4 separate regions of the Homo sapiens genome follow, and regions 2, 3 and 4 are each linked to region 1. The links are chromatin contacts, found by Hi-C or POLR2A ChIA-PET in ENCODE. All regions are on one chromosome and are shown on one strand. Each heading gives the region's core, a stretch centred on a gene start or an enhancer-like site at or near the end of the contact. The rest is flanking DNA. Distances are from core to core; before and after follow the strand shown.

What was found. Hi-C counts contacts between places; a loop is a spot of excess contacts on that map. ChIA-PET counts read pairs that join two places held with the same protein, here RNA polymerase II (POLR2A). Pooled maps may share reads with other maps.
Region 2: a map of naive thymus-derived CD4-positive, alpha-beta T cell shows a loop between it and region 1 (6-fold over the local background). The contact joins the promoter of SMTN here to the promoter of DEPDC5 in region 1. A Hi-C loop is called at or near these places in 1 of 168 maps with a recorded cell type or tissue (naive thymus-derived CD4-positive, alpha-beta T cell), 8 of 37 single-sample maps with no recorded cell type and 13 of 50 pooled maps. POLR2A ChIA-PET finds 5 or more read pairs at or near these places in 1 of 52 experiments (HCT116).
Region 3: a loop to region 1 is called in a map of B cell, with 12 times the contacts of the local background. The contact joins the promoter of RNF185 here to the promoter of DEPDC5 in region 1. A Hi-C loop is called at or near these places in 3 of 168 maps with a recorded cell type or tissue (B cell, CD4-positive, alpha-beta T cell and naive thymus-derived CD4-positive, alpha-beta T cell), 2 of 37 single-sample maps with no recorded cell type and 10 of 50 pooled maps.
Region 4: a map of CD8-positive, alpha-beta T cell shows a loop between it and region 1 (8-fold over the local background). The contact joins the promoter of SELENOM here to the promoter of DEPDC5 in region 1. A Hi-C loop is called at or near these places in 2 of 168 maps with a recorded cell type or tissue (both CD8-positive, alpha-beta T cell), 1 of 37 single-sample maps with no recorded cell type and 8 of 50 pooled maps.

What each region holds. Positions count from the first base shown.
Region 1 is chr22:31,748,703-31,755,717 of GRCh38, reverse strand. It overlaps DEPDC5 (DEP domain containing 5, GATOR1 subcomplex subunit), which reads right to left and starts at 1,699. Exons shown (of 43, transcript NM_001242896.3): 1 at 1,554-1,699; 2 at 739-856. The coding sequence starts at 796. PRR14L (proline rich 14 like) reads left to right here and starts at 5,586. Exons shown (of 9, transcript NM_173566.3): 1 at 5,586-5,725. RefSeq lists a silencer at 1,625-1,934 and enhancers at 5,361-5,655, 5,145-5,704, 5,944-6,576.
Region 2 is chr22:31,077,381-31,083,519 of GRCh38, reverse strand. It overlaps SMTN (smoothelin), which reads right to left and starts at 2,202. Exons shown (of 21, transcript NM_134269.3): 1 at 2,064-2,202; 2 at 211-341. The coding sequence starts at 261. RefSeq lists a silencer at 2,161-2,320.
Region 3 is chr22:31,155,953-31,162,617 of GRCh38, reverse strand. RNF185 (ring finger protein 185) reads right to left here and starts at 2,436. Exons shown (of 7, transcript NM_152267.4): 1 at 2,315-2,436. It overlaps MIR3928 (microRNA 3928), which reads left to right and starts at 2,499; the gene lies at 2,499-2,556. It also overlaps the pseudogene SNRPNP2. RefSeq lists a silencer at 6,381-6,665.
Region 4 is chr22:31,104,979-31,112,008 of GRCh38, reverse strand. SELENOM (selenoprotein M) reads left to right here and starts at 4,441. Exons shown (of 5, transcript NM_080430.4): 1 at 4,441-4,632; 2 at 6,044-6,079; 3 at 6,317-6,351; 4 at 6,723-6,801; 5 at 6,881-7,030. The coding sequence starts at 4,504. It overlaps LOC105372995 (a long non-coding RNA gene), which reads left to right. Exons shown (of 3, transcript XR_938163.3): 2 at 3,906-3,938; 3 at 4,123-4,373. It overlaps LOC124905100 (a long non-coding RNA gene), which reads right to left and starts at 4,127. Exons shown (of 2, transcript XR_007068063.1): 1 at 3,901-4,127; 2 at 1,557-2,030. RefSeq lists an enhancer at 4,985-5,757.

The DNA of each region.
Region 1 (7,015 bases), core at 450-2,949:
CTAAGGAGAGCTGGGTACAGTGGCTCACGCCTGTAATCCCAACTATTAGGGAGGTTGAGGTTGAGGTGGAAGGATCTTTTGAGCTCTAGAGTTCCAGACTAGCCTGGGCAACATGGGGGACCGTGTCCCAAAAAAAAAAAGAAAAGAAAAGAAAGGAAAAAAAATAGATGTTAAGAGAAACTATTCTAAAGCCCTTCAACTTTCAGATAAGGTACACTAGGAGCTTGCCCAAGGTCACCAGGAAAATTAGAAGCAGAGTAGATACTCAGACTATAGCTCAGTGCAGAATAACATGCTGTATCCTGCTCCTTCTTCCCATGCCTACAAGCCAGGCAAAGGTTCATGCTTTGATCATACCTGCTCTATGCACATCTATGCCACTTCTCTCTCACTCAATGTAAAAACTGATAAACGATTTTAGTTTCTCTTATCTGCCAAACCAGTGCAGGCTGGAATTTTATGGAACATACACGGAAGATTTGTAATTAATAATGCAATTCAACAAATGAAGGGTAGTAAACCGGCAGCATTCACAATGTTCCTTAAAAGTCTGAATGCAAATGCATTAGAAGGGTCCTGCCATCCTCCTATTGTTACTGTATGACAGTTGCTGCTTTAGTCTGTTTAGTCGCCTGTTTAGCCTCAATTGTCACACGAGTCAGTGTGTAATTTCTAGGTATTGCACACACCAGAACCTCAGCCAACTTACAAAACCTCTAAAGACCAATCGATACTGACCACTGCCCCCAAAGCCCTTCTTGTGGATGACGAGTTTGTAGACCTTTGTTGTTCTCATCTTGCACTGTTTTTCCCTTTAGCTGTTCCAAGCTTGGGGCAGAGAAGTCATCTTGCCTCCCTGCCACAGAAATACAAACGAAAAGGTTGGAATGTCAGATTTTTCCTTGCAACCACTCTTTGATTTTAGGCCAGTGAAGATACTGGTGTTCCTCTGCTGTGAAGTGGTGCCAAGTGACTCTCGGAAGAAGTCACTCCTCCAGTTACAAGGAGCGATGGAGAACAAATAGAACCACAGAATCCAGGAACTAAGGGGAATTCGGGCCAGGGGCTAGTCAAACCTAGGAGAAGATATTCTATCACACCCCCATAGGGGAAGCATTGCGCTGAATGGGTGCTCATCACCTTGTCTCCATCTACACCAATAACACCCAAATAGTAAAGAGATCTTAAAAGAGGTTAGCCCACTCATTTTGTAGATGATGAAAGTGTGACTCCGGGCAAGGGACTTGCTCAAGGTCACTCGAGACTTAAGAGACACTCCCACCATTCTCGTTTTGCTGCCAATGTCCTGAGCAAGGCAACCACAAAGAGGAGGAAGGCAGAAGTTCCTTCCCCAAACCTCGGTCTGTGCGAACTCTCAGCAGACCTTCCCTGACTCCGTTTCACAGCTGAGGCCGTTGAGGCTCAGAGAGGGAGAGAGACTTGTCCAAGGTCACACAGCGGAATGGGGATGGAGCCTGGAACTCGAACCTGGGCCAAGGTCCCCTATCTCAAGCCCCCCCAATCCCCAGTCCGGGGCGGGCAGCTCCACTCACCGAAGCTCTAGAGCCCCTTCCCGCCTCTGGCCGGGGCACTGAGGGCTGGACCCTCTCCAGGTTCCCTGCGCCTCCTCCAGATACCCCGCCTACGCCCGCGCGGCCCGCGCTGTTCCGCCCCTAAGCCTGAAGCGCCTACTAGGCCCGCCCCGACCGTGTAGCGCTCACCTGAGAACCCGCGCCGCTCCGGTGGCTCCGCCCCGGGGCCCCGCCTCCTTCCCGCCCTCGCGCCCCCGCGCCGCTCTCGCCGGGCCTCCGTCTCGTCTCGGTGGCCGCACCACTTCCTCATCCGGGGCTCGAGCCGGGGGCGGGGCGTCGTGTGCGGCCTCTTCCTTGGGCCACCTCCTGGCGTTTCCTGCCCTCGAGCACTAGAGCCTCCCGCCCCACGGAGGAAATCCATTTCCTCCTAGTCTATCCGAAGTAGATCCATGGCCACAGAGCTTCGTTTCCGACTCAGTGATCTCCCCACAGGGGAAACGAGATCCGTCAGAGCTCCGTTTTCTGTTATATGAACGAGGTTAATGACTCATGTGGCCTCATTGGGCAGCTAAGAGGCGCCAACGAGAGTTTCTGGGAGGACTTCTGTAAAATGCAAGGGGCTGAGCACGCGAGAGTTAGGGTGATGGCCTCTGCTGGGAAGTGTCCACTTACGGGGGGCTTTTCAAACCCTTGCAAACTCTAAACGACGTTCTGCGCCCCTCAGGTTATTAATAAGAATGGCTGCCGTGGCTTCATAGTCCTTATGTAATCATTGCATCCCTATTACCTGATGGATGCAGGAGGCAGATACTATCCTATTTCACAAACCAGGAAACAGCCTGAGGACACAAAACCCTTCAGAAGGAAGCAAGGACGAATCCTGACCCGTTCCCAGAACGGGGCCTTTAACCAACATCCTTTGGTCATACCCAGGGCACTGCCTAAACTCGCGTCTGTCAGGATATCTTTCTCTCCAAGCAGAAAACCAGAGAGCTGGGTGGGCTGGGTCAGGCTCTGGCCAAGGACTCCTGACAATTGCCAGCTCCGCCTGCTGCCACTGATACCCCCGCCCCCTAGTCCAGTCCACCGTTTCTGACCTGAGCGGCAGCAACTCGATAGGGACTCCCTGCTTCCCCTCTTGAAGCCAGAGAGACCTTATAACTAGAATCGGTGTCTTGGGTCACGCCTCTCCTCTGCTGCTTCTAATCACACTGACTGCTAAATCTAAACGACACAGCACTTGTCTTAAATTTCTTTATATCTTTAATACTAACAGTGCCCATTTCTTACGGATTTGGAAAACTTAAAAATGTTGAAAGAAAAAACATGTTACACTGTAGTGAAAGATTCTGCAGTGGACCAAGGGGACCCTGGGACAGGACAAGCAACGTTCTTAAGCATGGATGCCTTTATGTTGGGACTCAGGAGAAGTTAGGTAAATAATGCAAGTGTTAAGTAATTGCAATTTTTTTGTTTGTTTGTTTTTTTGTTTTTGTTTTGAGATGAGGTCACCCTCACCCAGGCTGGAGTGCAGTGGCATGATCCCGTCTCACTGCCATCTCTGCCTGCCTGGCTCATGCGATCCTCCCACCTCAGCCTCCTAGTAGCTGGGATTACAGGTGCATGCTCAGCTAATTTTTGTATTTTTTGTAGAGACGGGGTTTTGCCATGTGGCCCAGGCTGGTCTCAAACTCCAGAGCTCAAGTAATCCGTCCGCCTTGGCCTCCCAAAGTTCTGGGATTACAGGCACCAATCACTGTAGCCGGGCCTTTTTTTTCCCCCAAGACCAGGTCTAGCTCTGTTGCCAAGGCTGCAGTGCAGTGGTTCTATCATAGCTCACTGCAACCTCAATTTTCTGGGCTCAAGTGATTCTTCTGCCTCAGCCTCCCAAGGGACTGGGACTACAGGCCAAGCCACCACTCCTGGCTGAAATTGTTTATCTTGTAATAAAACATATGTGATACAGTGGATTGCAACAGTTACAAAATTTTTTAAGAATAACAATGTTATGTTAAAAAATGTTTCTATGTTGCCACTTCAGGAGATACACCTAGATCCCCCAAGATAGTTTTTGTCTTTAGCAATGGTGGTTGATGGGACATTCTTCCATCCCTGGGGAAGCTAATAGGATTCTCTCTTCTTAGCCCTCAAGGGAATTTGATTCCTTCTCCTGAGAGATGTCCATAATGGGACATCTTAAAAAGGCAAATTTTTTTTTTTTTTTGAGACGGAGTCTCCCTCTGTCGCCCAGGCTGGAGTGCAGTGGCCCGATCTCGGCTCACTGCAACCTCTGCCTCCCGGGTTCATGCCATTCTCCCGCCTCAGCCTCCCGAGTAGCTGGGACTACAGGTGCCCGCCACCACGCCTGGCTAATTGTTTATAATTTTTAGTAGAGAGGGGGTTTCACCGTATTAGCCAGGATGGTCTTGATCTCCTGACCTCGTGATCCGCCCGCCTTGGCCTCCCAAAGTGCTGGGATTATAGGCTTCAGCCACCACGCCCGGCCAAAAGGCAAATATTTTAACTTTTTAATTTGGCAACTCTCATAAAGAAACTCTGAAGGCCAGGAGTGGTGGCTCACGCCTGTAATCCCAGCACTTTGGGAGGCCGAGGCAGGCGGATCACTCGAGGTCAGGAGTTCAAGACCAGCCTGGCCAACATGGTGAAACCCTGTCTCTACTAAAAATACAAAAATTAGCTGGGCATGGTAGCATGCGCCTGTAATCCCAGCTACTCAGGAGGCTGAGGCTGGAGAATCTCTTGAACCTGGGAGGCAGAGGTTGCAGTGAGCCGAGATCCTACCACTGCACTCCAGCCTGGTGTCAGAACGTGGCCCCGTCTCAAAAAAAAAAAAAAGAAAGAAAGAAACGAAACTTTGAAGCATTCAATTTTTTTTTTTTTTTTTTTTTTTGAGACAGTGTCTTGTTTTGTTGCCCAGGCTGGAGTGCAGTGGGGGCACCATCATAGCTCAATGCAGCTTCAAACTCCTGGGCTCAAACGATCCTCCTGCTTCAGGCTCCCCAGTAGCTAGGAGCACAGGTGCATCAACACCTGAGCAATTTTTGTTTTGTTTTGAGAAAGAGTCTTGCTGTGTCATCCAGGCTGGAGTGCAGTGGCACTATCACTGCTCACTGCAGCCTCAACCTTCCAGCCTCAAGTGATCTTCCTGCCTCAGCCTCCAGAGTAGCTGGGATTACAGGCACACATCACCAGACCCAGCTGTTTGTTTTTTGGCAGAAACGATGTCTCACTATGTTGCCCAGGCTGGTCTCAAACTTCTGGGCTGAAGTGCTTCTCCCGCTTTCGCCTCCCAAAGTGCTGGATTACAGGCGTGAGACACCGCGCCTGGTCGATTTCTATTTTTTAACACAAAGCCGTATTATTTGGGGCAAGTCGATTTCATTATCTGGACCTCAATTCTTCCACTGGATAAACATTTCTTCCTTCCTTCAAATGTCCATTGAGCGTCTAGTTTTGTGCCGGACACTGCTCTTGGTGCTGAGCATTAAGTGATGAACAAAACAGACAAGGTGGAGGAAGATAAATGATAAACAAGTCAATAAAGAGATGAGACATAGAAATTTCAGCTAGTGTTAAAGCTATGAAGAAAATAAAACAAGGTTCTGTAACCAACTGGAGGCAGAGGTGCCATTTATTTAGTGGTCAGTGTGATTAGAAGAAGCAGAGGAGTGTCATGACCCAAAACACTCTTTCCAGTAGAATAAGATCTCTCGGGCTGCCAGAGTGGAAGCAGGCAGGCCCTTAGAATTGTAGCCGTCCAGACTAGAAAAACGGTGGACTGGAACAGGGTGACAGCAGCGAAGGCCGGCACTGGGTCCTGTGGCTCAGCAGGAGCAGAACCAAAAGTTGTGTTTCCCTTTAAGAGTTTGAGCCGCAGGGGCGGGGTTGAGGGAGGCTGGGGCTAGCAGAGGGCGGGAGGTCAGAATCAGGAAGAGCCTTCCCTTGGAGTGCGCGCGCGCGGTGCGGGGGCGGGATTTGGGCGAGTCCGCATGGCTGGCTCGGGCCCCGGATGAGGAAGTGCAGGGGGACCATAGAGACGAAGAGGTGGCGGCGGCCGGAGCGCCCCCGGCCTCTGTCGGCTCCGTAGGCTCAGGTAGACCTGGCGACGACGGGGCTGCAGCTGCAGGGGCTGAGCTGGCTGGGCAAGCGCGGGCCGCGGAGGAGGTCTCAGGGTAAGAGGCCGGGACTGGAAGGCTTCGGGCGTAGCCGCCCCGCCCCACTCCGCCCTAAAGGGACCCTCCGCCGGGTGGTGCTGCTAAAGGGGAGTCCAGGCCCCCCGCCCTCTCGGGGCGCGGAAAGGAACCAAGGCTGCCCTGTGGGCGGCGGAACGACCCAGGGAGAGGGAGGAGACCAGGCCCCGCGTCGCTAGAGAAAAGCGGCTTCTCCGAGTCATGGCTCCGACGCGGGAGAGAGACTCCTCTTCAACCTCGATACAACAGGGATCCCCCAACTTATCTCCTCGGAGAGGACGACGCCCCTTATCGGAGGCGTACGCTCTTTCTTAGCGCTCATCCGTTGGTCAGCAGAGGGAGACCCACTCCCAGGGTTCGAGGGGGATTCTGAACTTATCCTGAGGAGGAGTAAAAGATAACCCCTAAATGAGACCTTTCCCCCAACTTTGGTCAGCGTCACCCAGGTGAAGAGTGAGACCCAACTTGCCTGAAAGTGACAGAGGGGATCTTTCTTCCCAGTAAGAAAGAGACTTACCTTCCTCCTTTATTTTTCGCCTGTACCCCAAGATACGGAGAGGAAGACCTTGAAATTTTACTTTATGGTATCAGAAATCAACCTTTCTCCCTCTCCCCTCGTGATGTCCACAGAGAGACCCTCGCTTCTCTTCTTCCCTTTAAGCCTCTTGGTGTGCAGTGAGCTCCTTTCCCTTGCATTATTAAGAGCATGGCTTTTGGAGTGTAATCGTTGCAAACCTGGGTCTCTCACTTAACGTCTTTGTGACCTTGACTATTTGTTTAACTTGTCTGAATCTCAGTCCATCTCCAATTTGGGTTCTGTTTTCTTAGAATTGTCATGCGGGCTAAGGGAGCATTTGTGTAAATACTAGTTATATAGTAAGCTTTTGGTAAGCTGTTGCTATTACTATTACTTAATCTGTTAAAAAAGAAAACTAATATCTTGCACAGAGAAGCATATTTTTCCATGCATGCCCCTCGCAGCCTCCATCACAAGTGTTCAACCATCCTTTCTCACTGGAGTGGAAGACTCCCTCCCACTTAGGGGTTAGAGAAAGAGACACTTCCAGTCCCCTTAGATCCTGCTGTTCAATACTTTCCCAAATTAACAAAGAGGGCCTCACTGAAAATAATCAGTAAAAAAAAGACTTAGCTTTTGGAAACAGGTCTGTGCTCTTAAGAGAAAGTGAGACCTGATGCCAGACGCCAGCACTTCCTTTGTCCACAGAAGGTATCACTTCTTCCTGACTGGTTAGAGATGCCCTCTCCCACTTC
Region 2 (6,139 bases), core at 953-3,452, 670 kb after region 1:
GGACTAGGCTTCAGTACCAGGCATGGACAGGCACATGCCACAAGGGCCTCTGCATCAGCCACATGGAACTGGCCTACCCCTGTTCCCATGTCCCCCTCCTCCTGACCTTTCCCCCATCACTTCTTCCTGTCAGCTGAGAGGTACCCTGGATTGACCCTGCCTCTCTGGCTTGGCTTTCCTGTCCCCACAGTGGGTGATGGGGCCACTTACCAGCTTCCGAAGGGCTCCCTCATCCAGCCCAGCTAAGGCCTCGTCCGCCATCTCGCTGGCCCCTAGCTCCGTCGGTTCCTTTCTGGTGAGATCCCCAGTGCCTGTGGCACCTGTCACCAGCTCAGAGAATTCTGCAGGGGACAGACATGAATCAGGCATGCTGGGGCTTCCAGAAACCACAGGCACTTAGGCTCTGTGCCTTACTTTCCCTCTCTAACCTAGGAGCGTCCATTACTGTCCCATCCTATAATGTGGCTCCTGGCTGGAAGCTGCCCTCTGCCCTAGGGTGGTTTGCTGGAAAACTCACCAAACCCAGGGTAGGGGGTCTCTGGTTCCAGCCCTGCCAGCTTGGCCGCCAGTCTGCTGTGTGGCCTGGGATGGACTCTCATCCTGTCTAAACCTCAAAACAGGGAGGGCAGGGACCTGGATTGAGAAGCCAGGGCCTGGCAAGACCCACCCAAGCTGTGCTTACCACCAGGGGGTGCACTCCAGTCTCCAGTTTCCTGCCCCACCCACCCATCCACAGGGCCTACCCAGCCCCCACCCACTCCGCAGGCTCAGCTTCTGGCTGTGGGCTGAACCCGTAGTTCTTGCTGCCACCACCACTGTCATTCCCCCAGGTATAGGAAGGTACACTGTGTCTTCCGATTCTTGGAGCCAGCTCTGCTGTCCAGACCTCCTGAAGCCAGGTGTCCAGGCACCCAGCACCTCCTGCCAATTCATACAGAATTCAATTCCCCACCTGGAAGGGCTTTCAGAAGCTGACCTGCCCAACCCCTGGATTTCAGGCAAACTGAGAAGATTGGAGAGGGCCAAGGATTTGTCACTGAGCAAGGAGGAAGCCAAAGACTTAGAGGGCAGAGAAGGATGTAATCAAAATCTTCGTCATCTCCGGCTTCCGAAGCTCCCTTCCAAAGTGCCCTCAAGGGCCTGGAACACTCTCAGTGACAGAGGCAAGAGCCCCATCTTGCCCCAGTGCTGCCCATCAAAATGGACCCCTAAATCCTGGCCCAGCCTCCCAGCGCAGATCTCTCCTTCCTCCTGTAGCCCCAACTAATGTCTGTCTGGAATTTGAGGGGCCCTGGTCTGGCACACTGTGGATGCTTAGTTAATGTATGGTGACTGACTAATGTGTGGCCCCAGGCCTGCCCCCCACCTCCTGTTGATTCATCTTTCAATCATCCCTTCCCTCTCTTCAGAACAGTCACTTGGGAAGTCACCCCATACGGTGCATGGGTGGGGGGTGAGGGTTACCGCTCCACACAGTTGGGGTGTGTGGGTCCCAGCCTGTTCAAGTCACTGCTTGTTCCCCCTCCCATCCTGGTAGGCTCAGAGGTGTCAACCTCCCAATCTCTGCCTGTTAGGATCCTTGCCTCTTACCTAGTTACTCTGTCTGGGTTAAACCTCTTCAAGACTGTCCAGTGGTCACCAGCCTTAGGTTCTGCGGACATTCTGATTCCCCCCATGTCTGTTCTTCTATGGGGCAGCTGACCCTAATGCCTAATCTAGGACACCCATGGGATTATAAGAAGATCCCTGCCGCTGCTCTTCTCCAATCTCCCTGTCACACAGTCTGGGGTCGCCGGACATTGTGAGGGGCCTCAGGATTCTGTGGCAGCTTCCCCAGGGTTTCTGCCGCCACAGACTAGCGCCCCTGTGGGGCGTGGAGTCTCTTAGGAATCCGGGGGCGTCTTCCCCCAACAGTCTCATAACTTTATCCCATGGCTTAGACCTCTCGTATGGGTGGGGGCTCCCAGGTCTGGACGTTCCAGAACTCCTGTCTAGACATCCGGGTTCCACCCCCGGACACGTTGGGGCAGCACCAGGATCCCCCCCGAGGTCCGCACACCCACCTCTCAGTCCAGCCCACCCGTCCGGCGCAGGCTCGGCTTAGCTCTTTCGGGACCCGACAGACGGATTAGACACGCGCAGGCCGGAGGTGCCGCGACCCGCTGTCCCAGGCCCGCTCAGCAACCGTCCCCTGGATTCTGCGGAGAGCTGCCCGTCCAGCCGCGCCAGCAGCCCGGCTGGCCCCGCCCTGCCCCGACGCGCCAGCCAACCCTCGATTGGGTACCTCCCACTCTCGTGCCCCATTGGGAAAATTCAATTTGACGGCCACGCCCCGAGAGGAAGGCCCCGCCCCTCGCGGGCCAGGGAGGTCGGAAATTGGGAGTCTTGGGGTCGTCTGCCTCGGTGGCTTTAGCGAGTCGGGTGGGCATCGGCAGGGGGACGCAGGCTCTGCGCCAAGTCGGGGGGGGCGCCCCGAGCCGAGGTAAGTTTCCTGGGGTCGTAGGAGTCTCAGAGCCTTCAGGACAGCCCCTCTCCGCCCTCCTCTTTGTTCCTGAGACCACGTCCCCTCCCTCGACTCCACCCCTTTCTCGCGTCAGTGTTTAAGCTTGGCCGCCGTCCCTAGGCTGCTTTCGGGACACCTGGTCTGAGCCACCTCAGAGCAGGGACTGAGTGACTGGCAGCACCTTGACCCTGTGTTGGAGTGCCGGGACCATCTCAGGTGGAGCAGAATCAATCACACAGCACGCCTCCCCCAGCCCACACACCTTTGAACAGACATTGCCTTCTTGTAGCATGCTTCTACCTTCCAAGCCCTGAGAGTCTGCCTTTAGGAGCGCTGGAGTCCTAAATAGGGAATATGGAGTCCAGGCTGTCATTCAGCAAAAGGGGGAAATTGAGGCCCAGAGAGAGCTGACATGTCCAAGACCAAACAAGGAATCAGCCAGGGTACCCAGGAGGTCAGATCCACAAGGCAAAGCTATTCCATCTTCAGTGCCAGAGGCCCTAAAGCCGCCCTTGGGTCTCCATGGAGACTAAAGTGGGTGGAGTTGGGAGGATGGGGTCTGGAGTCCTGTCAAATAAAAACAATAACAAATCATTTATTTTGTACTTGCCATGTACCAGGCATATAATGCCCATAACAAGCACATGAGACCATGACTATTGCCCCATTTTACAGATGAGGACAACAGCTGATAAGTAGTAAAGCTGTGATTCATACCCAGCACCTTCTGAGTCCAGACCCTGCTTTTAACCACTATAATGTGGGATTCTGGGGAGGTGGTTTCAGCCTGTTAACCCAGAAGAGCCCCGGTTCAGGTCCTCTGTGACACCCCCCAGCCCCCATCTAAGGAAAGGCCCAGTCTCCACACTGAGAGTCTTTTCCATGTGTCATTTCATTTCATCCCCACACCCCTGAGAAGTGGTCCCATTTTACACATCAGAAAACCAAGGCACGGGCCAGGTGCGGTGGCTCATGCCTGTAATCCCAGCACTTTGGGATGCCAAGGCAGGTGGATCACCCAAGGTCAGGAGTTCGAGACCAGCCTGGCCAACACGGCAAAAACCCCGTCTCTACTAAAAATACAAAAATTAGTCGGGCAAGTGGCATGCACCTGTAATCCCAGCTACTTGGGAGGCTGAGGCAGTAGAATCACTTGAACCTGGAGGCAGAGGTTGCAGTGAGCCGAGATTGTGCCACTGCACTCCAGCCTAAGCGACAGAGCAAGATTCTGTCTCAAAAAAAGAAAAAAGAAAATCAAGGCACAGAAGAAAGCGACTTGTCAATGCTACACAGCAGGAGAGGCAAACAGAGCTCACTTCGGAGGACATATTTCAAGGTCCTAGGCTTTCTCTACCTGGGCGAGATGCCATGTTATTATCCAGAACGAGGGTCAGGCGCCCTCTAAGACCAATTCTGAATACTTCAAAATTCACGCGTCCCTTGGGACCTCCCCTTCATGCAGGGCACACCTAGGCCACCTCTGATTTTCAGGGCCTGCCTGAATGGCGGTCACCAGCTCCAATGAATGGCCTGCTTTGTGCTAATGCCCTCCTTTCTCCCTGCCCTACTGTAGGCTAGGAGGAATGGTACAGGTGAGTTCCTCCATGCTTGGATTTACTGTCTGGCACATGCGCTCACTAGCCCTTGGCCCTATGGAAGGGATGTGTGGGTCCTGCCCCTTCAAGCCCTTAGTGCCTGGGTCCACCTCCAGACATACCCGCCTGCCTCTGTCTTCCTCTCTGCAAGGGAGTGGGGGTGATCTAGAGATCAAAGGGCAGTCCGGTACAGTGCTAGGGAAGTTTACAGCTACAGCCGAGGAAAGAGTAAACATCCCGTGACGAGGGCCCCAGCATTTGCTGAACACCTGTTGCATGTCAGACGTGGGGCTCCCACTACTGCCAGGTGACCACTGTGCAAGATAGGTACACTCTGATTCGACAGAGGAAGCTGAAGCTCAGGGAGGTGAAGGCACCTTGGCCTAGTAAAGGCATTCAGACTAAAGTGGAATTCTGCCTGATGCTGAAGCCCCTTCCCTCCACTTTGCTGCCACTAGGATGGGGGAAGCTCTGGAAGACTTCTTAGGGAAGTGGTGTATAAACTGTGTGTCACACTTGTTTTTATTTTATTTTATTTTTTTTGGAGACAGGGTCTTGCTGTGTCCCACAGGCTGGAGTGCAGTCGCATGATCACAGCTTACCATGGCCTCAAACTCCTGGCTCAAGCAATCCTTCCATCTCAGCCTCCCAAGAGGCTAGGACTACAGGCACACACCACCACGCCCAGCTAATTTTTAAAATTCATCCCACATAGAAGAGGGGGAAAGGCATGAAAGGGCATTTGTGGCAGAGGAACAGTGTGAGCAAAGACCAATAGTCTGGGAAAAGGAGGAGGATAGGCTGTGGGCGGAGCAGGAAATGTGGGTGGTTCTCTTTGCCAAGGATTCTGAATGCCAGATGAGCAGGATGAATGTATCTTGTGGGCACCAGAGAGGCCTGGGCCTCAGCCTGCCCCCTGTAAAATGAGGTGATTAGACTGGTCTGCTTCAAGCCTTCCTAGGGCAAGGGGCTGTCACAGAAAGGGTCTACTCTAGGTTCTTCCAGGTTCAACCCTGGAAAGGCAGAATGGGAAGTGGCTGGAGCAGCTCAGAGGCTAGGGGTAATATTTTGCTCCAGAGCTCAAGTCTGAGAATGACTATTTTACCAAGCTGTCTGTGTTGCATCCCTAAGTCACCCTGGCTAACCCTCCACCCAGTCAGGGTCCTTCAGAGAAAGCCCAGGCCTTGGGTCAGGAGGCAAGAAGGGTGATGGGTGTCTTACCCCTGGCTCCAACCCTAGGTAAGGGTTGGCCCTCTTGGAGCTTCAACTTGCTCATATGCACAATGGAGGAGCTGTGCCTTGGGCTCTCTAAGCCTCTCTCCCCAGGACAGCACTGTCATTCTGGAGACGGGAACAGCATTAGCAAAGGAACGGAAGTAGGATTGTGACGACCTTGTTGGGCAACAGACAGGCAGGTGAGGCTGGAGAATGGAGCCCCTAGAGGTGGATGGTTCTTGTTGGGGTTGGCTGGATCCAAGGGGTATGACCTTCCTCCTTATGTGCAGAACTGGATGCGTCCTAGGTCATGGCCAGCAGCCCTCGGAGTGGGACTGAGGACCTGCTGGGAAACCAGTTTGGCAAGGCCATCATCTCCAGGATGTCATCCAGCCGCTGTGTTCTCTGGGCAACAGTGCCAGGCAAACTTCTGGCCCTGCAGGAGGAGAAGGGGCCTCAGATGCCCACTGGGCAGCAGTGAATTCCAGGAGACCCAGCCTCACAGACAAAGGAGAGGCAAGGGGCTGGAACAGGAAGGAGAGAGTTCTGGATGTGCCAGCCTGGACCTCTTTAGACTTCTGGGAGTCCCTGATGCCTGGGCGCAGGGAGTGGGGGTCTAGGCTCATGGTGGGACACTATGTAATTGCTACCTGATGGGTTGGACACTGGCTCCTGATCATGCTTATACTACATGTGTGGCAATTTTGTTACCACTATGACCTTCACAGCTTGAGTCCTGTGAGGTAGGACCACCATTATACAGATAAGGAGACAGGCTCAGAACCCTCGTTCTTTTGTTGTTTTTTTTTTTGTTTTGTTTTGTTTT
Region 3 (6,665 bases), core at 1,187-3,686, 590 kb after region 1:
ATTTGACATCAAGTAGATTAAACAAATGGAACAAGTTATTATCTTGGCTTATAAGGCACATTTCCTTATTGCAGGACCTCTCAGTGGTTTTAATGTGGTATTACACATTGAGAAGCTCCAAGAAAGAATAATGGTATGTGGCTTTCTCAAACTTATTATTAGCATCAAATCCTTTTTTCAGAGCCACTTCTTCAGACCAGTGGCCTGAAGAACATACTTATGAGAATGTCAATTCAGACACTTCTTTAAAAGGAAACTTTTAGATCGAGAAGTTCTAAAAACTCCAACAAATTAAGATCATTTTACCCAGTACCTGGATAACATCTGAATAAGCATTTCACAACTTTTTTATTTTTTAATCTTGGGAAACACAAGTCGATAACTGGCAGGAAGTTTTGGCTCAACCCTAACTTTTGTGGCGGCGGGGGAGCAAGTCAGCAGAACTGGGTCATAATATGGAGCCTCTGCTCCCTAAGACAACATAAACATTCCTAAGCATTCTAGCAGGTGTTGAAAAAGTGATTTAGGCAGAGCTTTGTAATGCACAAAATAAGGACATAATAATGTTTGATTAGAAAACCAAAGGTATGCTAGAGGCCAGGCACAGTGGCTTACACCTGAAATCCCAGCACTTTGGGAGGCTGAGGCAGGCGGATCACTTGAGGTCAGGAGTTCGAGACCAGCCTGGCCAACATGGTGAAACCCCATCTCTACTAAATACTCAAAAAAAAAAAAAAAAAAGCTGGAACTTGTCATGTGTGTGAACTGGCAAGTCAAGTCTATAAGAGGACTGTTTTTATATGATGCATGGAAAGCTAGCCAACAGACTGCAAAAATTCTCTCACATCTATACACATATTGCTGAAGAGAGGATTCAAGCAGGGATTATGTTCCAGGGAAGAGAAGGCTGGTCTGAACAACCTCAAGGGGTGCTTTCAACTGAGAGTCCTCAATTTTGTGATTCAGAGTTCACTGGCTTCTCCTGGTCAAACATAAAATCTTCAGAGGCATTTCCAACTTGTTCTTAGAAAAAAGCTACTAACCCATGGGGTGGGACCCAGTTTACTTATTCATTCAATAAACATTTAAGGTGCCTCTATCAGATATTGGGTCATTCCAAAGTCCTTGAAAAGAAGGATGGTGCACAGGACAACCAGGAAGAGATTATGTAAGGTCAGATGCATTGGCCTTATTTACAGGAGATGTAGGCTAAAGTGATGGAAGTGTCAAAAGAGAAGAAAAAAGTCACATTTGCCTTGAGAGCAGAGTCAGCACCAGAAAGATGCAGAACAACTCCTTGGAATCACAGACTTTCAAGTTGGAAAGGACCTTCATCTAATACCTATATACCTCCCTCGAAAGGAGGCACGGAGGCAATCCATTCACTCCATCGGTGGTCACCTCTGACGATTCTTCCATTTAAGTTCTTCTATTAAGCAAAAATCTTGCCTTCCTGTAGAATTCACCTGTTAGTCCTAGTTCTGCCTCTTTTAGCCTAAAGATGAAGTGGAAGCCCTCTTTGCCGTAACAGTATTTTCAATTTTTAAAAAGTTAATTCCCTTCCAGTGCTCTCTTTACTGAGCTAACCATTCCAGTTCTTTCAAAGTTCCTGAACTGGCACCAGCTGCCTCAAAGCGAAGAATGGATATCTAGTGCTCACAGCAGGAAAGCACTTAAAATCAATGAGCTTCAAACATTAGTATATACAGGACCCCCCTACGCATAAGTTCAGATTCTAAACCAGAAGTCTGAATTGAGTCCCGCGCTGTAAAGCCGGCATCTCAGAGAATTACAAAGCAGATGGTGTAAGAACCATATTTTGAAAAACACTGCCCCGTTTTAGAGACGAGAAAACTGAGGCCCAGCACAGGGAAGAGATTTGGCCCAGAACGCACAATTGTCTGTCGGTGGCGAAGTCTCGAATCCAGGTCTCTTACTTTCAGCCCAACTCTGTTCACCGCGCTCCCCGGCCTCTGCTTCTCCACTCAGGGCAAACTCGTGAAATGCACTCCCAGATGATAGAGGCGGTCTCGCACGGGGGATAGAATGGGAATCAGTGCCCATGCCTCGAAAGGAGAGCTTGTGGGAGCCCTTCTCTTTCGCAAGGCCTCAGTTTCCCCAATCTGTATTCATGGGACGCAGAACCACAACGCCAGCTCGTCCTCTTTTCGGGGACAGACACGACCGGTCTTGCTGTCTCTGGGCCCCTGGGCTCAGATGTTCAAGCCCGTGTGTCCTGGGAAGGCGGACCCGGGTCTCCCGCCCCCGTCCCTAAACTTTGGCGCCCCCGCCCCAACCCCAGCCCCTCACATACCTGCCTCCGCACAGTTAACGCCAGCCCAGTCAATCAGTTTTTCGGGTACACGGCCAATACTAACGCCGCGTCAATCTGTTGGGTAAGACCTCCGACCCCTCCTACGCGGACTCCAGTCACATGACGCGGAGCCGCCCCTCTCGGAGGGACTTCCGGCCCCAACCGGAAGAGGTTAATTTCCATGGCTGAAGCTCTAAGGTTCCGCCTGCGGGCAGGAAGCGGAGGAACCTTGGAGCTTCGGCAGCTTTTCAAAGAGCTTTGGGTTCGGGGCTCCTAAAAGAAAAAAACTGATTCCGGCCGGGCGCGGTGGCTCCCACCTGTAATTCCAGCAGTTTGGGAGGCCGCGGCGGATGGATCACTTGAGGTCAGGAGTTCGAGACCAGCCTGGCCAAAATGGTGAAACCCCTCTGTACTCAAAATACAAAAAGTAGCCGGTCGTGGTGGCGCACACCTGTAATCCCAGCTACTCGGGAGGCTGAGGCAGGATAATCGCTTGAACCCGGGAGGCGGAGGTTGCAGTGAGCTGAGATCGCACCACTGCACTCTAGCCTGGGCGTCAGAGTGAGACTCCGTCAAAAAAAAAAAAAAAAAAGAGAGAGAGAAAGAACTAACTCATTCCGGAAAGTACCAGATAAACTTGGAACATCTTGTTACACCAGAATATAAGGATGATGGTAATAAGAATCATGGGAATGTGTCAAAGAACACAGGAGCTGTCTTTAAGGAGATCTTACTGGCCAAGTCAGGGCAATTTCAGAATCAAAATATGGAGTGATAGTAATAGAGTATAACTAATTGAATAAAATAGTAATCCATGAGTCTTTACAAACATAAAGAAGTGAGCATATTAATGGGTGAAGGGAAAGTCTTCCTTTTAGTAGAATGCTAGCTAATAAACATGGTGGAATTAGGAAATCAATAATGTGTGGTAAAACTAGAGAAACGGGATGTTTACAACAGCAAAAGTGTCTCCCATAAATTAGCTATTGATTACAAAGGGAAAATGGTGATGTTACAGAGGTTTAACCTAGCAGAACAAACAGATCAAAGTGATCAAAGTTAACACCACTAGTTAATGGGTCAGATCAAGGGCCTCCTAATAAAATGCACTGAGAACACATCTGTGGTATTTCTGTCAAAAGTGCACCGTACACATCTCATGAGGAAGTGCTAGAGAACCCCAAATGAAGGACACTGTCTACAAAATAACTCATTGTCATGAAAAACAGAGAAAAGCTGAGGAACTGTTCCAGTTTAAAGGAGACTAAAGAAGCATGACAACAAAATGTGGTGTGTGATTCTAAATAGGACCCTGGACTGGGGTAGTGGTGGTGGTGGAATAGTTGTAATGGACAATATTGGGACAAGTAATGAAATTTGAATATGGATTGTGGATTAGCTGTTAATACATATTGTATCAAATCACATACTGATAGGTGATGGAGCTTGTGATTTGCACTCAAGCAGTCATTGGAGTTCTTGACAGCCATCTTCATTCATTCAACAAGCATTTATTAAGTACCTACAGTTATCCCAGGAACGGTTAGGGATCGGACCTGAGTAGGAGGTGAACATAGTAGATAAAGGCCGGCGCGGTGGCTCACGCCTATAATACCAGCACTTTGGGAGGTCGAGGCAGGCAGATCACCTGAGGTTAGGAGTTCGAGACCAGCCTGGCCAACATGGTGAAACTCATCTCTACTAAAAATACAAAAATTAGCCAGGCGTGGTGGCGGGCACCTGTAATCCCGGCTACTTGGGAGGCTGAGGCTGGAGAATTGCCTGAACCCAGGAGACAGAGGTTATAGTGAGCCAAGATCGTGCCATTGCACTCCAGCCTGGGCGACAAGAGTGAAACTCCATCTCAGAAAAAAAAATAAAAAATAGTAGATGAAATAAGCTCATAGATGAAAGTCCTAGTCTGCCAGCCACCTTTGCAAGTTCCTGTGATCAAGAAGTAATACAAGGGATGTTTCCAGTCACACAAACCTGGATTTGAAACCAAGCGCTAAGAGAAAAACAGCCCCTGACATCCAGGAGATGGTCTGGCACTCACAAATAGACCTTGGTGTGTTCTCTTATTGAACATAAAAACTTCACAGAACATCAACATCAAACAAAGCCACTATGTGACCATGATGGATCAAGACAATAACAAAACCACTTGAATCATGTCTAAACCCAGACAAAACATGAGCATTGTTCGAACTACAAAAATGGCCAAACATTTCCCTATTCTGGCTTGTATAGAGATTATAGATTTAGCCTCGGTCTACTCTTCCCTCCTTCTAAATAATGTTTATCAAGGTACTCACTCATAGGCAGCATCCAATCCAGAAAACCCCATTTTCTTAAGCCCTCGTCCAAATCACCTAATGCAAGCCCAAATCCTATGTGTCCTTTGTAACACTTTGTTACTGAGATGCCCCTTTGTTTGTTTGTTTGTTTGTTTGTTTGTTTTTGAGACAGAGTATCACTCTATCACTCAGGCTGGAGTGCAGTGGTGTGATCTCGGCTCACTGCAGCCTCTGCCTCCTGGGTTCAAGTGATTCTTCTGCCTCAGCCTCCCAAGTAGCTGGGATTACAGGCGCCCACCATCACTCCCGGCTAATTTTTGTATTTTTAGTAGGGACAGGGTTTCACCATGTTGGCCAGGCTGGTCTCGAACTCCTGACCTAAGGTGTTCCTCCCACCTTGGGCTTCTACAGTGCTGGGATTACAGATGTGAACCACCAAGCCCAGCTGCCCTATTGTTTCTCATGATTCATGTCCTCTCACCCTTACCCCATAACAAGTGATAAACTCAACTTGTTTAACCACAGGTGTGTTCCAATTTCTTCCTTCCTCAAAAAGTTGTTATGAGGATACTCGGAACAGGTTCATCACAGAGTGAGCTTTCTCTATCAATCGATCCATTATCTATTTTTTATTTTTTTAAAAAAACATGGTCTCAGCCTGTGGTCCAGACTGGAGTGCAGTGGCACACCATCCTAACTCACTGCAGGCTTCAACTCCTGGGCTCAAGTGATCCTCCCACCTCAGTCTCCTGAATAACTGTGACTACAGGCACGCACCACACCCAGCTAATATTTTTTATTTTTCTGTAGAGACAGGGTCCTGCTGTTGCCCAAGCTGGTCTCAAACTCCTGGCCTCAAGGGATCCTCCCAGTTTGGTCTCCCAAAGTGTTGGGATTACAGGCATGAGCCACCTCACCCAATGCTTTCAATATACTTTTAAAAATTATACATATATTTTTGAGACAGCACCTCACTCTGTCACTCAGATTGGAGTACAGTGATGCCATCTTGACTCACCTCAACCTCCGCCTCCCTAGCTCAAGCGATTCTCCTGTCTCAGCCTCCTGAGTATCTGGGATTACAGGTGCATGCCACTACCACCCAGCTAATTTTTGTATTTTTAGTAGAGATGGGATTTCACCATGTTGGCCAGGCTGCTCTCGAACTCCTGACTTCAGGTGATTTGCCCTCCTCAGCCTCCCAAAGTGTTGGGATTACAGGCGTGAGCCACCACGTTTCCCCCTCAGCTTGCATTGTTTCTGGGAGAACCTGCACCATACCTTTATCTATAGCTTTCCCCCAGGTCTTAAGAAGCACGAAGTTTTAACTGTGGACACGGGATTTGGTGAAGCAGCAATCACGACTGTGGGCACGAGTAGCAAGGCTGCAGCAGCACATTGACTATAGAATGAAATGCATCCTACAGGAAGGCACAATCTTCTTTGGCATCTTTAAGGCGTTTGACAAGCATGTGAATTTGATCCTCTGCGATTGTGATGAGTTCAGAAAGATCAAGCCAAAGAACGTGAAGCAACCAGAGCTCGAAGAAAAGCACTTTTGGGGTCTGGTGTTGCTGCATGGGGAGAACTTGGTATCCATGACTGTGGAGGGGCTACCCCCAAAATATACTGGCATTGCTCGGGTACCACTTGCTGGAGCTGCAGGAGGCCCTGGAGTTGTTAGGGCAGCTGGTAGAGGAGTATCAGCTGGTGTACCAATTCCCCAGGCTCCTGGTGGATTAGCAGGCCCCGTCCCAGGAGTTGGGGGACCATCCCAGCAGGTAATGACTCCACAGAGAAGAGCATTACTGGAGCCCCAACACAGTACCCACCAGGACCGGGGGCTCCACCCCCACCTGTTGGCAGAGCAGCCCCACCTCTAGGCATTATGTTTCCTCCACCTGGTATGAAACCACCCATGGGCCCACCAATTGGGCTTCCCCTTGCTAGAGGGACGCCAGTAGGCATGCCCCCTCCAGGAATGAGACCCTTTCCACCAGGAATGCATCCACCAAGACCCTGGGATATTGCTGATCCATCTCAGTCACTTTTCC
Region 4 (7,030 bases), core at 3,192-5,691, 650 kb after region 1:
AGATGAGTGCAGAGACATGTTGGGTTCAAGTCCCAAATCCACAGTTCACTCATTTCACCTTTCTGAGCCTGTTTCCTAACCTGCAAAATGGAGTTCACGGGGTCTTTATGAGGTAAGGAAGGAACTGATAATGAAAGCTAACACTGTCCTAGTAGGTACTTTTTTTTTTTTTTTTTTTTGAGTCAGAGTCTCATTCTGTCGCCTGGCTGGAGTGCAGTGGCGCGATCTCGGGTCACTGCAACCTCCGCCTCCCAGGTTCAAGTGATTCTCCTGCGTCAGCCTCCCGAGTAGCTAGGATTACAGGCATGCACCACCACACCTGGGTAATTTTTTTGTATTTTTAGTAGAGACGGGGTTTCACCATGTTGGCCAGGATGGTCTTGATCTCTTGACTTCGTGATCTGCCCGCCTCAGTCTTTTTTTTTTTTTTTTTTTTTTGAGACAGTCTCACTGTGTCGCCCAGGCCGGAGTGCAGTGGTGCGATCTCGGCTCACTGCAACCTCCACCTCCCGGGTTGAAGCGATTCTCCTGCCTCAGCCTCTGGAGTAACTGGGACTACAGGTGCCCGCCACTATGTGCCCAGCTAAATTTTTTTTTTTTTTTTTGAGACAGAATTTTGCTCTTGTTCCCCAGGCTGGAGTGCAGTGGCGCCATCTTGGTTCACTGCAACCTCCGCCTCCGGGTTCAAGCAAATTTTCCTGCTTCAGCCTCCCGAGTAGCTGGGATTACAGACATGAGAATCATGCCTGGCTAAGTTTTGTATTTTTAGTAGAGGTGGGGGGTTTCACCATGTTGGTCAGGCTGGTCTCGAACTCCTGACCTCAGGTGATCCACCCACCTTGGCCTCCCAAAGTGCTGGGATTACAGGCATGAGCCACCATGCCCGTCCTGTATTAGGTACTGTTCTAATGAGCTTTATATGTGTTAACCCCTTTATCCTGCCAATCCCAACAGGGTACACAATATTGCATCACCACAATGTGTGCTCTGGGAAGTAAAAACCTTGATTGGAATTTTTGTCCAAAGAAATAAAAAGGCCAGGTGGAGTGGCTCACACCTGTAATTCTAGCACTTTGGGAGGCTGAGGCAGGAGGATCACTTGAGACCAGGAGTTTGAGACCAGCCTGGTCAGCAGCAAGACCCCGTAATCTACTGAATAAACAAACAGCGCAAACAGGGATTCCCTAGGGTTCGGTTTTCCTATCTCTTTTTTTCTACAACCAAATTGGTTTATTACAGGAATGCAAGGTTTAACATATGAAAATCAGTTCACATATTTTACCACATTTAATAAAATAAAGGAGAAAAACCACATGATCATCTCAATAGATGCAGGAAAACATTTGACAAAGTTCAACATCCATTCATGATAAAAGCTCTAAGAAAAATAGAAATAGAAAACTTTCTTTTACAAAAGGCACCAGTAACAAACCTACAGCAAACATGATCGTTTAAAGATGATATCTGGAAAAAGACAATTATCAGTTCCAGTCAACATTGTACCAGAGGCCCCAGACCGTAAAATTAAGACAGTGCAACGAAACAAAACCAAGGTATAAGGACCAGAAAGGAAGAAAACCACTTTTATTTCCAGATGATATAATATGCATATGTAGAAAATAAAAAAAAATATCCAGTTAAACTATTAGAGTAAGAAAATTCAGTAAGGTCACTGGCTGCAAGGTTAATATACAAAAATCAATTGTCTTCCTATATGCTACTACCAAGCAACTTGAAAATGAATATGTAAAAACAATAGAGTTTGTAATGCTATAAAAAATTAAATACCTAGGAGTAAATCTAATGAAAGATATGCAAGATATTTATTCTAAAAACCACAAAATATTATTGAAGGAAATTAAAGAAGACCTATAGAAATGGAGGGACTTACTATGTTCGTGGAAGAAAAGTCACAATAATGTAAAGCTGTAGAGTCTCCCCACATTGATTTCCCCAGTGGGAATCTGAAATCCTGATAGAAATTTGGAAGGTTTTTCTGTGGAGGTTGACGAGCTGGCCCTAAATTGTACCTGGAAGTGTGAAAGGCCAAGTATAGTCAAGACAACCTTCAAGAAGAACAAAGCTAGACTGCGATGGCTTACTGAGGCTGTGGGATCACACATGGCCCTCACCACAGGAAAATGTAGGCCACAGGCCAGGCATGGTCGCTCATGCCTGTAATCCCAGTACTTTGGGAGGCCAAGGCAGGAGGATCACTTGAGCCCAGGAGTTTGCGACCAGCTTGGTCAACATGGTGAAACCTCGTCTCTACTAAAAAGACAAAAAATTAGCCGGGTGTGGTGGCCGACGCCTGTAATCCCAGCTACTTAGGAGGCTGAGGCAAGAGAATCGCTTGAACCTGGGAGGCAGAGGTTGCAGTGAGTCCGGATCATGCCACTGGACATGAGAGTGTCCAGCCTGGACAATGAGAGTGAAACTCCGTCTCAAAAAAAAAAAAAAAAAATCAGCTGGGCATGATGGTGCATGCCTGTAGTCCCAGCTACTCAGGAGGCTGAGGTGGGAGGATTGCTTGAGCCTGGGAGGTTCAGGCTGTGATTGAGCCACTGCACTCCAGCCTGGGCAACAGAGCAAGACTCTGTCTCAAAAAAAAAAAAAAAATAGCCAGCCCAGCAGCTCACACCTGTAATCCCAGGACTTTGGGAGGCCAAGGCGGGTGGATGACTTGAGGTTAGGAGTTCGAGACCAGCCTGGCCAAGATGATGAAACCCCCATATTTACTAAAAATACAAAATTAGCTGGGCGTGGTGGTGGGCACCTGTAATCCCAGCTACTTGGGAGGCTGAGGCAGAAGAATCGCTTGAACCTGGGAGGTGGAGGTTGCAGTGAGCTGAGATCGTGCCACTGCACTCCAGCCTGGCTGACAGAGCAAGACTCTGTCTCAAAAAAACAAACAAACAAAAAAACAAAAAAAAATGGGCCAGGCGCAGTGGCTCACACCTGTTATCCCAGCACTTTGGGAGGCTGAGACGGGCGGATCATGAGATCAGGAGATCAAGAACATCCTGGCTAACACAGTGAAACCCCATCTCTACTAAAAATACAAAAAAATTAGCTGGGCGTGGTGGCGCGTGCCTGTAGTCCCAGCTACTCGGGAGGCTGAGGCAGGAGAATTGCTTGAACCCGGGAGGCGGAGGTTGCAGTGAGCCGAGATCAGGCCACTGAACTCCAGCCTGGGCAACAGAGCGAGACTCCGTCTCAAAAAAAAAAAGAAAGAAAGAAAGAACAAAGCTAGAGGACCAACACACAACCAGATGTCAAGTCTGACTATAAAGCTATAGTTAATAAGACAGCGTAGTTAGACAAACCCACTGAAGGACTAGAATAGGGTATGATATTCAGAAGTAGACTCCCATATATTTATATGGTTACCTATTTATTTATTTATTTATTTTTGAGACAGTCTCTGTCGCCCAGGCTGGAGTGCAGTGGTAGGATGTCGGCTCATTGCAAACTCTGCCTCCCAGGTTGAAGTGATTCTCCTGCCTCAGCCTCCCAAGTAGCTAGGATTACAGGCGCCCACACCACGCCCAGCTAATTTTTGTATTTTTAGTAGCGATGGGGTTTCACCATGTTGGCCAGGCTGGCCTCGAACTTCTGACCTCAAGTGATCTACCCACCTCGGCCTCCCAAAGTGCTGGGATTACAGGTGTGAGCCACCACGCCCGGCCGTGGTTGCCTATTTATATATAACAGAGGTAACGCGGCAGAGTAGCAATGAAAAAGACAAGATTTTTAATTGAATTGGATAGCCACATTAAAAAAAAAAGTAAATCCTGACTCCATAAATTTAACCCAGCTGATTTAAGACCCTGTTGTGGCCTATCAGCTGTAACCCTCCTTGCATTTTCCCACCTTTGAATAGCAAATTCCTTTCCTCACCCCAGGTCAGAAAGTCTGCTCAGCAGTAGCTGTGGATGGTAAGAAGACACGCTGGTAGGTCTCAGTGGCTCCCAGAAGCCGCACCCCCTCCACCGAACCTCACTCCTCATCTCCCACGCTCCAAAGCGAGGAGTCCTCAGAAAGCCAGTTTCCCTTATTTATTCTTCTTTCTTTCTTTCCTTTTTTTTTCTTGGATGTCCTACCAGTTTCCCTATCTTAAAGTCGCAGGTTCGGCTCAGAAACTCCAGTGTCCCTCAGCGTCTCGCCGGCACCCTCTGCCGGCGTGAGGTGGCGCTGCCTGGCCGCATCCTGGGGGAGCGTCCACATCCTCGGTCGACAAAAGGAGCGTCGACACTCTCGGACCTGGGAAAGTGACGGCCCAAACGCCAGGGAGGAGCCAGGACCTCGCCCTGAGCTAGCGGGAGGTAACGGCGGGGAGTCCTGGGGCGGAGACCGAGCGCTGGGGGCGTGGTCTCCAGCGGGACTGGGCCTCTAGCGGGAGTGGGGGCGGGGGCGGGGGCGGGGCCAGCCTGGGGGCCCAGACGTGGCGCAGCGACTCGGAGGTTCGCCTCCAGCTTGCGCATCATCTGCGGCCGGGTCCCGATGAGCCTCCTGTTGCCTCCGCTGGCGCTGCTGCTGCTTCTCGCGGCGCTTGTGGCCCCAGCCACAGCCGCCACTGCCTACCGGCCGGACTGGAACCGTCTGAGCGGCCTAACCCGCGCCCGGGTAGAGGTGAGTACGCCGGCCTCCAGCCCCGGCACTATCGTTCCCCAACCCTGCGGCCCCATGGGAGCACCGTCCGTCCCGGCCCCAAGACCACCTCGAACCGCGAGTCTCCCTGCTTTCCCCCTGGCGCCGGGACCATCCCTCCTGTTCCCTAGCCCCAGATGGCCCCAGCATCCACCGTGGAAGCCTGAGACACCGACTTTGGGGCCTGGAACTCCGAACCCTTCCCCAGCTCCCCCTACCCGGTCCGACAGCGGACACCCAGACACACTGACGCAGTCTCCTAACTCTTCTCGTGGCCTATGACTCCCAATCCTGTCCCAACTTCCCATCCCCCATCACTTCATGTTTTCCTGGAATTCCCCCCCGACCCGGTTCCAGGGCTGGAGGCTCCAGAAAGTCTCTTTTCCTTCTCCTGGGGGGAAAGAAGACTTTCTGGGTGCCTCCTCCCATATGCAGGATCCGGGGAAGGGGGCCAACTCGGAGGGGCAACCGAGTTGGGAACTTGGTTGCCAACATTTACTCTGCAGCAGCCTCCCATCCTCCCCCAACCAGGAAATTCCCGTTCGGAGTCCCTGTCTTGCTATGTGACTTTGACCATCACAGCCCGCCTCTGAGCTTTTTGTCAGCTCTGTCTGACAAAAGGGTGTAGAATGGTTGGGTGCCGGTGGTGCACGCCTGTAATCCCAGCACTTTGGGAGGCCAAGGCAGGAGGATTGCTTGAGCCCAGGAGTTCAAGACCAGCTTGGGGGACATAGTGAGACCCTGTCTCTAAGAAAAGGGCTGAGGGTAGGATGGAGGAGGGCTGGAGTGGGTGGTCCTGGGGTCTAGACTCCTGCTGGATGGTGGCATCTCCTCAGGGAAGGCAGGGAGGAGCCCTCCCATCCTCCCATGTCAGGGAAGCAACCACATGGTCTGTGGGGCTGGGCCGCAGGTGGCAGGCAGGGTGAGGTCTGCCTGTGTAGAGTAGGGACCAGATGGTAGGTGTCTCCAATGGGGGCCCCCAGGGCCATTCTGAGGTGTTTCCTTCTGCTCTGCCTCCACTGTGAGATTTCAGGGATCAAAGGCCAAGCCCAGGTCTCTACTGCTTAAGAGGAGCAGGGTGATCATTTCCCCTGGGCATTGGGAGTCAGTCCACAGCCAGTAGGATGTACAGGCCCCAAGGCTGGCAGGCACACTGTGGGTCTCTGGCCTTGCTCTTTTCCCCTGGTGTCTCTAGGCCTGAGTCTCCCCACCTGTATACACAGTTCCCCCTTCTGCCCACAAGGGTCCAGCATTTCCTTCAGACCTTGGGAACTGCTGATCCGGGGATAACTCACAGCCCGACCCAACTCAGGGATAAGGAAGTATGGCTTTGGGGATGTGACTGGAATAAACGTGAAGGACTCCTGACCTATCCCATTTTATCCCCCTCCAGACCTGCGGGGGATGACAGCTGAACCGCCTAAAGGAGGTGAGTTTGAAGGAAGAGGTCCCTAGCTCTGTTCCCCCTGAGCCTCTTGGGGAGTGGGCAACATGGTCCCAATGACTGGGGCGGGGAGGGGGGAAGGATCCCTAGGCTGAGAGTCTAGCCTAGGCTGAGAGTCTAGCCTGCACCTGACTTGCTTTATGACCTCACTGGGCTTCAGTGTCTCGTCTGTACCTCGAGTAGACTGAGGTCATGGTCTCTGATGCTCTGGTTCCTCCCCAGGTGAAGGCTTTCGTCACGCAGGACATTCCATTCTAGTATCCTTCTGTTCTGGGGGAGGGGAAATGGGATGGGCACCTGGGAGAATCTCCACGTAACTTCAGAAAGGGGTGGCAGATGGTTTTCAACTGACAAGTTGAATTGATTGGTAGTGGCTCCCAGAGGATTCTGAGGTGGTCTCCATGTTGGGTGGGCAAGAGAGATTGACTAGTGATGACTGCCACAGAATGGAGAGGAGGGCCCTTTACTTCTTTGAACCCTAATTTTCTCACGTATAAGCGGAGACCCTGGCCCCTCCCGGGCACAGAGTAAGCTCTGAGCAAAGGAGGCAATGCTGTTCCCATCAGTAAGGCTGCGGAAACCACCACCTCCCTCTGCCCACCACCCCGCTCCTTAACACCACCTCCAGTCACAACCTGGTGATGAAACACCTCCCTGGGGCCGACCCTGAGCTCGTGCTGCTGGGCCGCCGCTACGAGGAACTAGAGGTGAGGCCGTGGGAGGTGGGCTGGGGGCGAGGCCAGAGGCGAGGCCCAGCCTGCTGACCCCGCCCCTCCTCCGCCTCAGCGCATCCCACTCAGTGAAATGACCCGCGAAGAGATCAATGCGCTAGTGCAGGAGCTCGGCTTCTACCGCAAGGCGGCGCCCGACGCGCAGGTGCCCCCCGAGTACGTGTGGGCGCCCGCGAAGCCCCCAGAGGAAACTTCGGACCACGCT